2 separate regions of the Homo sapiens genome follow, and region 2 is linked to region 1. Evidence: chromatin loops called from intact Hi-C (ENCODE). Cell type or tissue: heart right ventricle. All regions are shown on one strand. Links, peaks and the distances in the headings refer to the core of each region. The heading gives the core; the rest is flanking DNA. Region 1 overlaps EPG5 (ectopic P-granules 5 autophagy tethering factor). Region 2 holds the start of LOC105372092 (a long non-coding RNA gene).

Region 1 (5,380 bases), core at 282-5,281:
AGAGCAGAATGACTCCGTCCTGACAGAATCTGTCATTCGAATTCTGCTCTTGGTTCAGAGCAGGCAGAACCTCGTGGCTGAGGAGAGACTCAGCTCTGGGATCCTGGGGGCAATTGGGTTTGGCCGGAAGTCGCCTTTGTCTAACAGGTAAGGAAGCGCCTTTCTAACACTGTTGTTCTAAATAGGCCTCAGACATCTGTACCTACTTACAGGTTGTGATATACTTCAGTAGGTTTTTCGACTTAGGATCTAGGTTCTCCAGAAAGATTAATGGAAAAAAAAAAAGAAAAAAAAAACAGAGCCTGATTACATCTTTACATTCTAAAAAGCATTTTTATTTTTTCTTACCTTTAAAAAAAATTTTCAATTCAAACAGTATTTTTAATAGTATCTCCTGTTGTGTTTGGACTTTGTAACCTAACTGCACTACTGATTTCTTTTTGGTTTTGAGCTAGTCATGGACGGTATGCGAGCATAGTTTAAAAGCCAAGTCAGCTGGGCACTTGAGGCGTTCAGGGAAATCCAGAACCTGTGAGGGACTCAGTCTAGTGAACTGTAAAGTCGTCAAGCTGGGTTAAGATCTGTTGGTGGCCAGGCGCGGTGGCTCACACTTGTAATCCCAGCACTTTGGGAGGCCAAGGCAGGCAGATCACTTGAGGTCAGGAGTTCGAGACCAGCCTGGCCAACATGGTGAAACCCCGTTTCTACCAAAAAATACAGAAATTAGCCGGGCATGGTGATACATGCCTGTAGTCCCAGCTACTCTGGAGGCTGAGGTGGGAGAATCGCTTGAACCCGGGAGACAGAGGTTTCAGTGAGCTGAAATTATGCCACTGCACTCCAGCCTAGGTGACAGAGTCAGACCCTGTCTAAAAATAAATAAATAAATAAATAAATAAACACAAATATAAAAATTAGCTGGGTGTGGTGGCAAGCACCTGTAGTCCCAGCTACTCAGGAGGCTGAGGCAGGAGAATTGCTTAAACCCAGGAGGCAGAGGTTGCAGTCAGCCGAGATCACACCATTGCACTCCAGCCTGGCCAACAGAGCAAGACTCTGTCTCAAAAAAACAGAAAAAATGAATAAAAGGCCTGTTGGTAAGAAGGATAAGTAATGAGAAGCAAGTCTGGATTTTTGTTGCAAAAAATCCCAAGGCATGGAAGAATTTGCCATTAGCTCCTGTTTTCTCTCATAATACTTACTTACATCATGGTTTCCTTTTCAAGCCCTTGTCAGTGTTGAAAAGAGTTTGCAAACTTGATGATGTCAGCATTCTTGTGGAATAGCCCATTGTGATGTTGTAACTTTGGGACTCACTCATTCCAAACCAGTTAACGTCATGTTTTTTTGTTTGCGGTGGAAGATAGCAGGACTGCGAGATTTTGTTTTACTTAAATTTGGCTTGCGTCTTTTATTCTTTTTAATTGTGATAAAATACACATAACTTAAAACTTTCCATGGTAACCATTTTTATATGCACAATTCAGTGACATTTAGAACATTGACAATGTTGTTGTAGCCATCACCACAATCTAGCTTCAGAACATTTTCATCACTCCAAAAGGAAGCCCTACACTCATTAAGTAGTCACCTCCATTCCCTTTAATCCCCGTGTCTCTAGTAACCACTAATTGACATTATGACTTTATGTATTGAATCCTATTTTGGACATTTCATATAAATGGAATCATATAATGTGTGGCCCCTTATGTTGGACTTTTTTCACTTAACATAAAGTTTTCAAGGTTCATTTATGTTGTAGCATGTATCCATACTTCGTTTGTTTTTATGGCTGAATAATATTCCTTTGTATTCCACATTTTGTTTATCCATTCATTAGCTGATGGACATTTGGATTGTTTCAACCTTTTGGCTATTGCAGATAATGCTGCTATGAGCATTTGTATACCAGTTTTTGTTAGAACATCTGTTTTTAGTTTTTTGTGTATACCTAGGAGCAGAATTGCTGGGTCCTATGGTAACTCTATGCTTCACTTGTTGAGGAACTGCCAAACTCTTTTCCCTAGTGCCTGCACCATTTACATTCCCACCAGCAATGTGCAAGGGTTCCAGTTACTCCACATCTTTGCCAACACTTTCATTCTTGAATCTGAATTATACATATATTGTTTGGATGGTGATAATGGATAAAACTTCTTCTTGATCATATTTAAGATTTTCCTGAGAAGGTGAACAACACAGTAGATCTGGAAATGTGTTCATCTTTTTATGTCATAGAAAATATGGTGTTTATTTCAAAATGCTTACTTTAATAGCCATTTACTTCTTCTGACCTCTCCCTAATGCCTAAGGTTCCGAGTGGTTGCCCGAAGCATGGCTGCCTTCCTTTCAGTTCAGGTTCCTATGGAAGATCAGATCCGTTTGAGGCCTGGCTCTGAATTACATCTGACCCCCAAAGCTCAGCAGGTCAGTATATACAATGAAGGGTTAGAAGTTTGCCTGCACATCTTCCCTAGAAGGCAGGGAGGTGGCAGCCGTAGCCTGTGCGCGTCATGACATGATGCTCTGTGGTGGTAGCACAGTGTTCCCTTTCATGTGCCCTACTTACGGGAAAATGGTTTCATGTGCCAACCTCCAAATTTTTGTAGGCAGTTGTCTAGATCGCTGCTACTGTCATTGTAGAAAAGTAAGGCCAAACGAAAAGTCTGTCTAGCATTAAATTTGGTTCTGATAAGTGTGAATATGCACTTATCTACCACATGCTTGGGCTGGGGCAGGGGCTGGAGCTGGGGACTGGGATCTCGCACAGAAGATGTGGCTACAGTTGGGATGGATGGAAATTAGCTGAGCTTTAGCTTGGAACCGAGAAAGTAGTTCCTGTTTTGTGAGTCTGAAGGTTGACTATTGTTGGCTGATGCTAGAATAACCTAACATGGACAGAATGGTAGCTAGAAATTATAGCTTCTTCTAAAAACATGGAAGGCCACATTCCTATAACCTATGGACATGCTGGCCAGGTACAAAGGTGCACAGTAAAAAATGATGATCAGCATTCGTGAGTACTCCCTCTGTGCCAGGTACTATTATAAGTTTTAACTCGACCAATATTAGTGAGTTAAAGCTTTAACTCATTTAATCCTCATAGCAATGCTATAGCACAGAAACGACTTTATTTTTTAAGACAGGGTTTTATTCTGTTGCCCAGGCAGGAGTGCAATGGTGTGATCATATCTCACTGCAGCCTTGAACTCCTGTGCTCAAGCAATCCTCCCACCTCAGCCTCCCAAGTAGTTAGGACTACAGGCATGCATTGCCACTCCTGGCTAATTAAAAATTTTTTTTGTAGAGACTGGGTCTCGCTTTGTTGCTGAGGTTGGTCTCAAACTCCTGGCTTCAAGCGTTCCTCTTAGCCTCAGCCTCCCAAGTGTTGGTATTACAGGCATGAGCCACTGCATCCAGCTGGGAACTATTATTATCCTGGTTTTTTGGATGAGGAAAGAGAGAGAGAGAGAGAAAGGCTAAGTAATTTGTCCCAAATTACACACCTAGTAAGTGTTGGGGCTGGAAGTCGCACTGGCCAGTCTGGCTCCAGGCCTCTCCCATTCCCTGCTCTGCAGGGCTGTCTCTGTAAGTGCTCAGAGCTTGAACACCTTAGCTCCTCTGCTGGGGCAACTTTGTCATGTCTAAGCCAGCCACATGCAATGTCAGATCTTGGTTATTAAGAGCAAGGATCAGACAGAATAATTAGCAGATTAGCAGGTTCTCCACAGGGATCTGGGCTTATAAAATAGCTGATAGTTGTCACTCATTGCCTAGACAGCTGCTGTTTGAATCCCCTATTGTCTTACATGAAACATCCCAGTGGGCAGATGAATATCCTGAGGGCAGGTTGTGAAGTCAGTGAGATGCAGGGTGTATTTGAGAAGACTACGTCTCCTGTGGCCACCAGTACCTGCAGCATCAGTTTCTTGCTTTAGCTGGGGCCCTGGGCTGCCCAGGCCTGGCCTCTTTGCCTTCATTTCTTTGGACTTAAAGTGATGACTCCCTGTATGTCCCATACATACTTGTCATCAGGATTTTCAGATTTGAAGAAAGTTGTCTTTTTAGAAAATGATTATCGTTAGGCAAACTGTCAAAGTAGACTGTTTGGGGGACTAAATTTAAAGAAGGAAAAGAGAGGGAGAGAGACAGAGGGACACTGTGATTCATGGGAATGCCTGTCCCAGTTGATTCCTATTCTTAAATTGAACTCTGTTTACATAGCTCTTAATTTGGTACCCAGATACCTTCAGTTTATTTTCAGCCCAAAGACTTCCATCTACAGCCCTCCTGGTAGTTAATTTCTAAAATTCTGGTTTATTTATCATCCTCAAAAAAATCCCCTCTCTTATGGTTTTTGAATCAAGCACATTCCATCTTTTAATACATATTTTCTAGTGCAGTGGTTTCTGTAAAAGGGACAAGGAGGGAGTGGGGCACTCCATGGTGGGGGATGTGCCCCAGTGAGGAGGGGAACACCGTCAGAATCCTGGGGTGGATGAGCTTGTTAAGTTGGAAAACAAAACTCCTCACCCCAAAAATCAAGAGCCATTGTTGATTTTTTGTTTTCTCCATATACAGTCTCTTCCCCTTCTCTTCTCCTACTATGAAGAAAGGAATAATCAAAATTCTGGAGTCAAAGAATGCTTTTCTTTCCTTCCTCTGAAGAGAGGCATGGAAACAGTTTCTGCCATGATTTTGTGTCATTTGTCAGATGGATTCGGGAGGAACCTATGTACTTCATGCTTGTTGGCTGATTTAACAACCTTCTCACTTACTCTTGGCAGCACTTAGCAACTGGTTCCTCTAGAATTCCTTTCCGTTAGACAGTTTCATATAACATTATCTCATAACCTAGGAACATACCCAACAGCAGATTGAACAGATTTCACCTTAGCAAGATGAGGCTGGTGCCTGGGATTTCCGGTTGCGCCCTAGAACGGAAGGAGTGGACAATCTGGTGGGGAGGACCCCACAGGTGGGACTGGGGAGAACGAGGACAAGGCAGGCTTTAGAAATCGGTGTGGCAGGTGAGGCGCCCAGCAACAAGAGCAGCCTGCCACAGCAGTGGCTCTTGGTAAGGCAAGGTTGGGAAATGGCACAGAACAGAAACAGGGAAGGCTGGGTGTGGGATGCTGCAAAGGCCACAGAGGCTTGGGCTGCTGGCCTCCTTCTGGTTGTGGTTAAGTTAATCAATGCCTGCCTTCCGGACTCCTGGCCTCAGTTCTGTAGGCCTCCTTCCCACAAGGCTCACAGTTGAAGTACACAGTGATAATGGGTGTGCTGTACCTCTGGCAGTCACATTATGTGCCTCTATGGAGTTAACCCTCTCATCTTCCGTGTCTTTTAGGCTCTGAATGCTCTTGAATCCATGGCATCA
Region 2 (5,380 bases), core at 170-5,169, 140 kb after region 1:
GAATTAAACATTGTTGAGTGAGATGGAAAATCCTAGGCAGAAACTTAAACACCCTTGTGATATGATGAGTAAAACAATATCCCCATGTGGACTTTTAATGCCCAACATCACTTAGCATTTTGGCTCCTTCTGACTCACACTTTTGTAAAACCTGGGGTCTACAGAACCCCCAAGAGACTTGACTGCCATGTAAGTCTCACAACCAATTGCTCAATAGCTTTATTTTTATTTTTTGTAACCAAGGGGTCTTGCTAGGTTGCCCAGGCTGATCTTGAACTCCTGGCCTCAAGCAACCCTCTCACCTCAGCCTCCAAAAATGCTGGGATTATAGGGGAAGACCACACTTGGTCCTCAATAGCTTTTTATCCTCAATGTTTAATAAGGAGAAATTCATTTTAACATCCATGACAGCCTTGAAGGATGAAGTTACCCAGGGGCATCCCAGGTGGTTGGTGGAGTACCCAGAACTTTGTTCTGTTATCTAAGATTTCTCTTTGAGGAGATGGTGGGGGGCTCTGGCCTTTTCTCTTGATTATGGCAAGAGATGGCATTATGGTCCCTAGAGTAGCCTCAAGCCTTTTTTTTTTTTTTTTTTGCTTCAAGCAGATTGTTCCATTTATTTCTCTACTTGGTGTATTCCATTCTATTATTTAAAAATCATCCTAATCCTAATCAGAAAACCTTACAATATGACTTCCTCATGGAGGCCATTCACTTTTATAGTCCTTCCTTCAGTAGATTCACACTGGGTAAAGCCATCTCACCTGTTATTATGCCTTTCCTCAATCCCAATGTGACACCCATTTCCTACTCAACTTGGCTTCTGAACTTTCTTGTCCATTAGAGCCACACCACCTTTCTCATTTCCTCCGTTCACTCATCCATCGTGTAAGAGATGCCAAACACAGGAGGATTCCTAAATGAAGAAATGTTGTTCTTGATGTTAAGGATTTTAGTTTGGTGAAATTCTCTATCTTTCAGAATCTTCTCCTCAGCTCCTAAATGTGTGTTGCCTCCAGTGTTGGCTTGGATTCTCAGCTCCTTATGTATTTTCCCTTGGCAAATTCCTGTATCCTACTTTCTTTCCCATTCTGCTTCATCCCACTACAGCATGTTATGTTTAGCCAGTTTATTGGAAACAGTCCTGGAGAAGGAATGGAGAGATACTAGTTCTGACAAGGTTGCCATTTCATTTATTGGCTTCTCAATTGCTCACTTCTTAGGAGAAGAGTTGGGCTAACTCAGCGATTCCCAGGCTTGTCTGCACATTGGAATTACCTGGAGAGCTTTAAAAAATGTGGATAGAGCATCCCTCCCCTAGAGAGTCTATTGTAATTAGTTTGGGGTGTGGGGGGGTTTAAAGTTTTCTTGGTGATTCTAACGTGCAGGCAGGGTTGCGAACCACTATGCTGAATCTACTTAACGCTAATTCCCCACTCTCTAGAACAAGGAACTGCTTCACAGTGGGATCAGGTAGATTTTGGAGTTTAATAGACCAGGTTCAATTTCCAGCCAGCAATGACACCTCAGGGAAAATCACTTCACCTTTTTGAGCCTAATTCCACTATGAAATTAATGAAGATTAATAATATCTACCTTCCAAATATAAGGATCAAACAAGATCATAGAACAGGACAGGCATTCAAGCAAAGGTAATTATTATTATTTCTCCTAAAACAACAGTTCCTGTCTCTGACTTCATTATTTCCGCCAATGGTGTTACCATTATCTCAGTTCCTAGGCTCAACAAATGCTTGCTGAGTGAGCACCAGATGGTGGAGCCGATCATCCTTCCTTGTGAAGGAGAAGTGAAGGTTAAATTTCACTCACTTTGGTGAATGTTTTCAGGTCTTGCTACTCACAGTGTGGTCCCCAGATCAGCAACATTGACATCCCCTGGAACTTGTTTAGAAATGAAACATCTCAGTCCCACCCAGACCTTCAGAATCAGAATTTGCATTAAGTAGGTCCCCAGGGGATTTGTTTGGAAAGCACTGCTGTAAAGCATCCCTGTCCTTGAGACTAGGTGAAAAGGCATGAATTCAGCCCCTGGAGTGGGGACAGTTTACAAATTCCGATGTCTTGTTTGGAGATGCCATGGTGAGCCCAAGTGAGTCATGGTGGCATTCCAGCTGGCAGCAGGGAGTGTGCCGTTGCATGCTGGGCCACACCAATGGAAGGCAACACTCTAGGCCAAGCCTTGTCCTCCCATTAAACTTCATCAAGTCACTCCATCAGGTCCCACCCTCTGCGTGGTGCTGGTTGCTTCATATAGGTTTGGTGGGTGCCTTGAGGCCATCAGTTACCATGAGACATCATCACATGTCACGGGAGGGTGATGCTTGCACACACAGGGGCAGGGCTTCCTCCAGCCCAGGGAGTCTGGCAGCACCTTGTGTGGTTTAGCCAGAGGCCTCTGCATCCTGCCCACTCACAGGACTGACACCCGCTGCATTGCAGGAGCAATCCCCACCCCAGGGTCTCAGGGGACTTCTTGAAACATTTTCTTGGTGGGTTCCATGCCCTGGTTTTTCCACCTTGGATTCCCTGATCTTTGTAAATTCAGGGACCCTGCAGTAATTCTCTCCTATACCACACCAGTATACATATGACTTCTTTGTCCAAAAGGCCAAAATAACAAAACACTGTGTGGAACTGTACTTTCTGTAGCCTACATTATAAAAATAGACATTTTGAAGGCAATTTTCTAAATGACACTGCCATCCCATCTGCTATCCCTCCTACCCCAGGACAGGGGTGGGTAAGCATCTTCCATTATGACTGCCTGATGGAGAAAAGGTCAAACTTCAGGCCACAGTCATTGGCATGCATCTCCCAAAATATTTCTCTTTCCTCTCACCGTAATTACAGGATCTTGCAACTGTCTGCTTTATAGAGCTTCCCCACTCACTGGCTAGCTTCCTGAGGGCAGAGTCTGGGATGGTCTTGTTTACTGATGTAGCCCCAGGTTCAGTGTCTGGCTCATGGAGATTCATAATAGTTATTTGTTGAGTATATGGATGAATAAATGGGTGAACGACTCTGATACTTGAAGACTAGGATGAGTTCCTGTGAGGTCCTGAGATAGGGTGTGTGTGTCTCTAGGTTGGCAGGGAAGTCGGGGTACAATTCCTCTAAATATAGCCCTCAGAGCAGGGGTCCAGAATTGTGACTGGGACAGGTAGCCCAGGGTCAATGCCCTTGCCACTGGGGACACACACAGAGCTCATAGGTCCTGTGGCAGGTGAATCAGCCTTATGCACCAAGCTCCCAGGATGCCAGCCTTGGAGATCTACCCCAAGGGGAGAGGCTTTAGCTTGCTTCTAGGACTGCCCTGAACCTGGGGAGTGTCAAGCCTCAGTTCTAGGTGCATAGATTGGCCAGTTCTGGGAACACCCGAGCCATTCTGAAGCTGGCAAGCAGGAAGGAAGCCTGTATCTTCAGGCCCTCTTTGGCAGAGATCATTGTGGATGACACAGAACAATACCAATCCCAGCTGCCAAACCCAGAGGCCTGAGGCCCCTAAGGATCAGGTGTGGAATGGGACCGGTCCTTCCTTTACATCGTGGTCACAAGCTGTAAACTCATGATCCCTTGGCCAGTTCACCGCCTTCCTACTTTCCAAACTCAGCAACTTCTCTCAGGCTGCAGGCCATGCCCTTCCAATTAACTGTCATTTTTCACCCCCAATTTCCCATCCTACTGAGTATCTGGGTAAGTCCTCAGGACTCCAGGGAATGGTGTGAGGTGTGAGATAATTCTTGCACCTGGGGAGGCAATAAGACACAGGGAGCATCAGTGAAAGTCAAGGCTGCATAAGATCAATGGTGACATTGGGGCAAAATAATGCTTCTTCCTTAGCACACAAGGGGTTTGTAATATCATTAGCTAAAAGGGAACCCATTATGTGGTCTTCCAGGGAGGGACGGGATGCCCATCAAGTTCAATCAAGAACTGCCAGATTTTAAGTCTCCCTTAAATGATACTATGTGATATGCAATTAAGTGCTAAATTGTGGGCAGACACAATTTAGGATTAAGAGAGTTTGGGTAATATCAGTAGAGTCTAGAGTAAGCAGAAGGAACTTTACTAAAGATGTTGGCCTAATAAGGCCCTTAATATTTGAGTAGCATTTAGCGAAGGCAGGAAAAGAGAGAGTGGCCTTCAGGGGAGAGACTTAAGGATAAGCTAAGAGAAGCATGGCTTGTTTTAGGGGCTGCAAACAGCCTGTGATCAGACTAGAAGGTGTGTGCTGTGAGTCATGGCCTGTGAATCTAGCCCCCACTTATGTCCACAAGGAAAGCACTGTTTCTTTATGTTTGCATAAGGCATCAGAACTGATAGCATCTTCTGACATTCCCTTCCTCATGTTGTATGATACAATGACCAGACATGGAGCCCCTACTGCCCCTACCAAAGGACTCACCATCAAATAAAGTACAAGTAAGAAAAATACTATATTATCAAAGACAAGATGCAACTATGAATCCTATGCCATTTAAAATAGCAAAATTATGCTCTACGTTCAATAATATGGGCAATATGAACTAGAATGCATTGGGATTTCCTATATAAAGTAGGATTCAAGTAATAACTATAATAACAGTCTATATAACTATATAACATGTTATATATATAACTACATAACATTCTAATAACTATACAACATTCAAGTAATAACTATATAAACTGTAAGCAAATATTAAACACAGAGCAGTCTGATTTTTCTTCTTAACGTGGGAGAAATAAGCATCATTTGCCTGCTCTCTATTTTCCATGCATTTCTATGATTCTCTGTAATGATGGAAGGTTTCAAACACTTTCTACTGGTCTAAAACCTCCTTTGGCCAGGCATGGTGGCTAACATCTGTAATCTCAGCACTTTGGGAGGCCGAGACGGGTAGATCACTTGAGGTCCGGAGTTCGAGACCAGCCTGGCCAACATGGTGAAAACCCCATCTCTACTAAAAATACAAAAATTAGCCAGGCGTGGTGGTGGGCACCTGTAATCCCAGCTACTTGGGGGGCTGAGGCAGGAGAATTGCTCGAAGCGGAGGTTGCAGTGAGCCGAGGTTGTGCCATTGCACTCCACCCTGGGTGACAGAGCGAGACTCCATCTCAAAATAAATAAATAAAAATAAAACCTCCCTAAATGCAGCAGATGCTTGATGCCTGTAGCTCCAAAGTTCTGCCTGTTTTCGTATTAAATAAAGAATAGTAACAAATAAGAAGTGGTGGTTGCCACTTTAAGAAAGTTATGAAAACCTGCCAAGTCATTAGGATTTTTTAAAAAGTTCTTTACAACTTTGGGGCTTCTCTGAAAACAAGGGTGTTGGAACAAATTCTCTGAGGCTTTGCTGCCACTACCCTCTCCAGCTAG

What was found. Hi-C counts contacts between places; a loop is a spot of excess contacts. Peaks named below come from ENCODE experiments on the same cell type or tissue, not always from the same donor. Only the 100,000 strongest peaks of a DNase experiment are listed, where the experiment ranks them.
Region 2: a loop joins it to region 1, with 2.1 times the contacts of the local background. A loop is called at or near these places in 14 of 110 quality-filtered maps.

What each region holds. Positions count from the first base shown.
Region 1 is chr18:45,852,620-45,857,999 of GRCh38, reverse strand. EPG5 (ectopic P-granules 5 autophagy tethering factor) reads left to right here. Exons shown (of 44, transcript NM_020964.3): 42 at 1-147; 43 at 2,313-2,427; 44 at 5,351-5,380. Among named protein-coding and RNA genes, the nearest start is that of SIGLEC15, 30 kb to the right of the region's middle. In heart right ventricle, for the core only: no CTCF peak of the experiment used is centred there; no DNase peak of the experiment used is centred there.
Region 2 is chr18:45,712,351-45,717,730 of GRCh38, reverse strand. All of the region lies in intron 6 of LOC105372093 (a long non-coding RNA gene), which reads left to right. It overlaps LOC105372092 (a long non-coding RNA gene), which reads right to left and starts at 4,582. Exons shown (of 4, transcript XR_935422.3): 1 at 765-4,582. In heart right ventricle, for the core only: no CTCF peak of the experiment used is centred there; no DNase peak of the experiment used is centred there.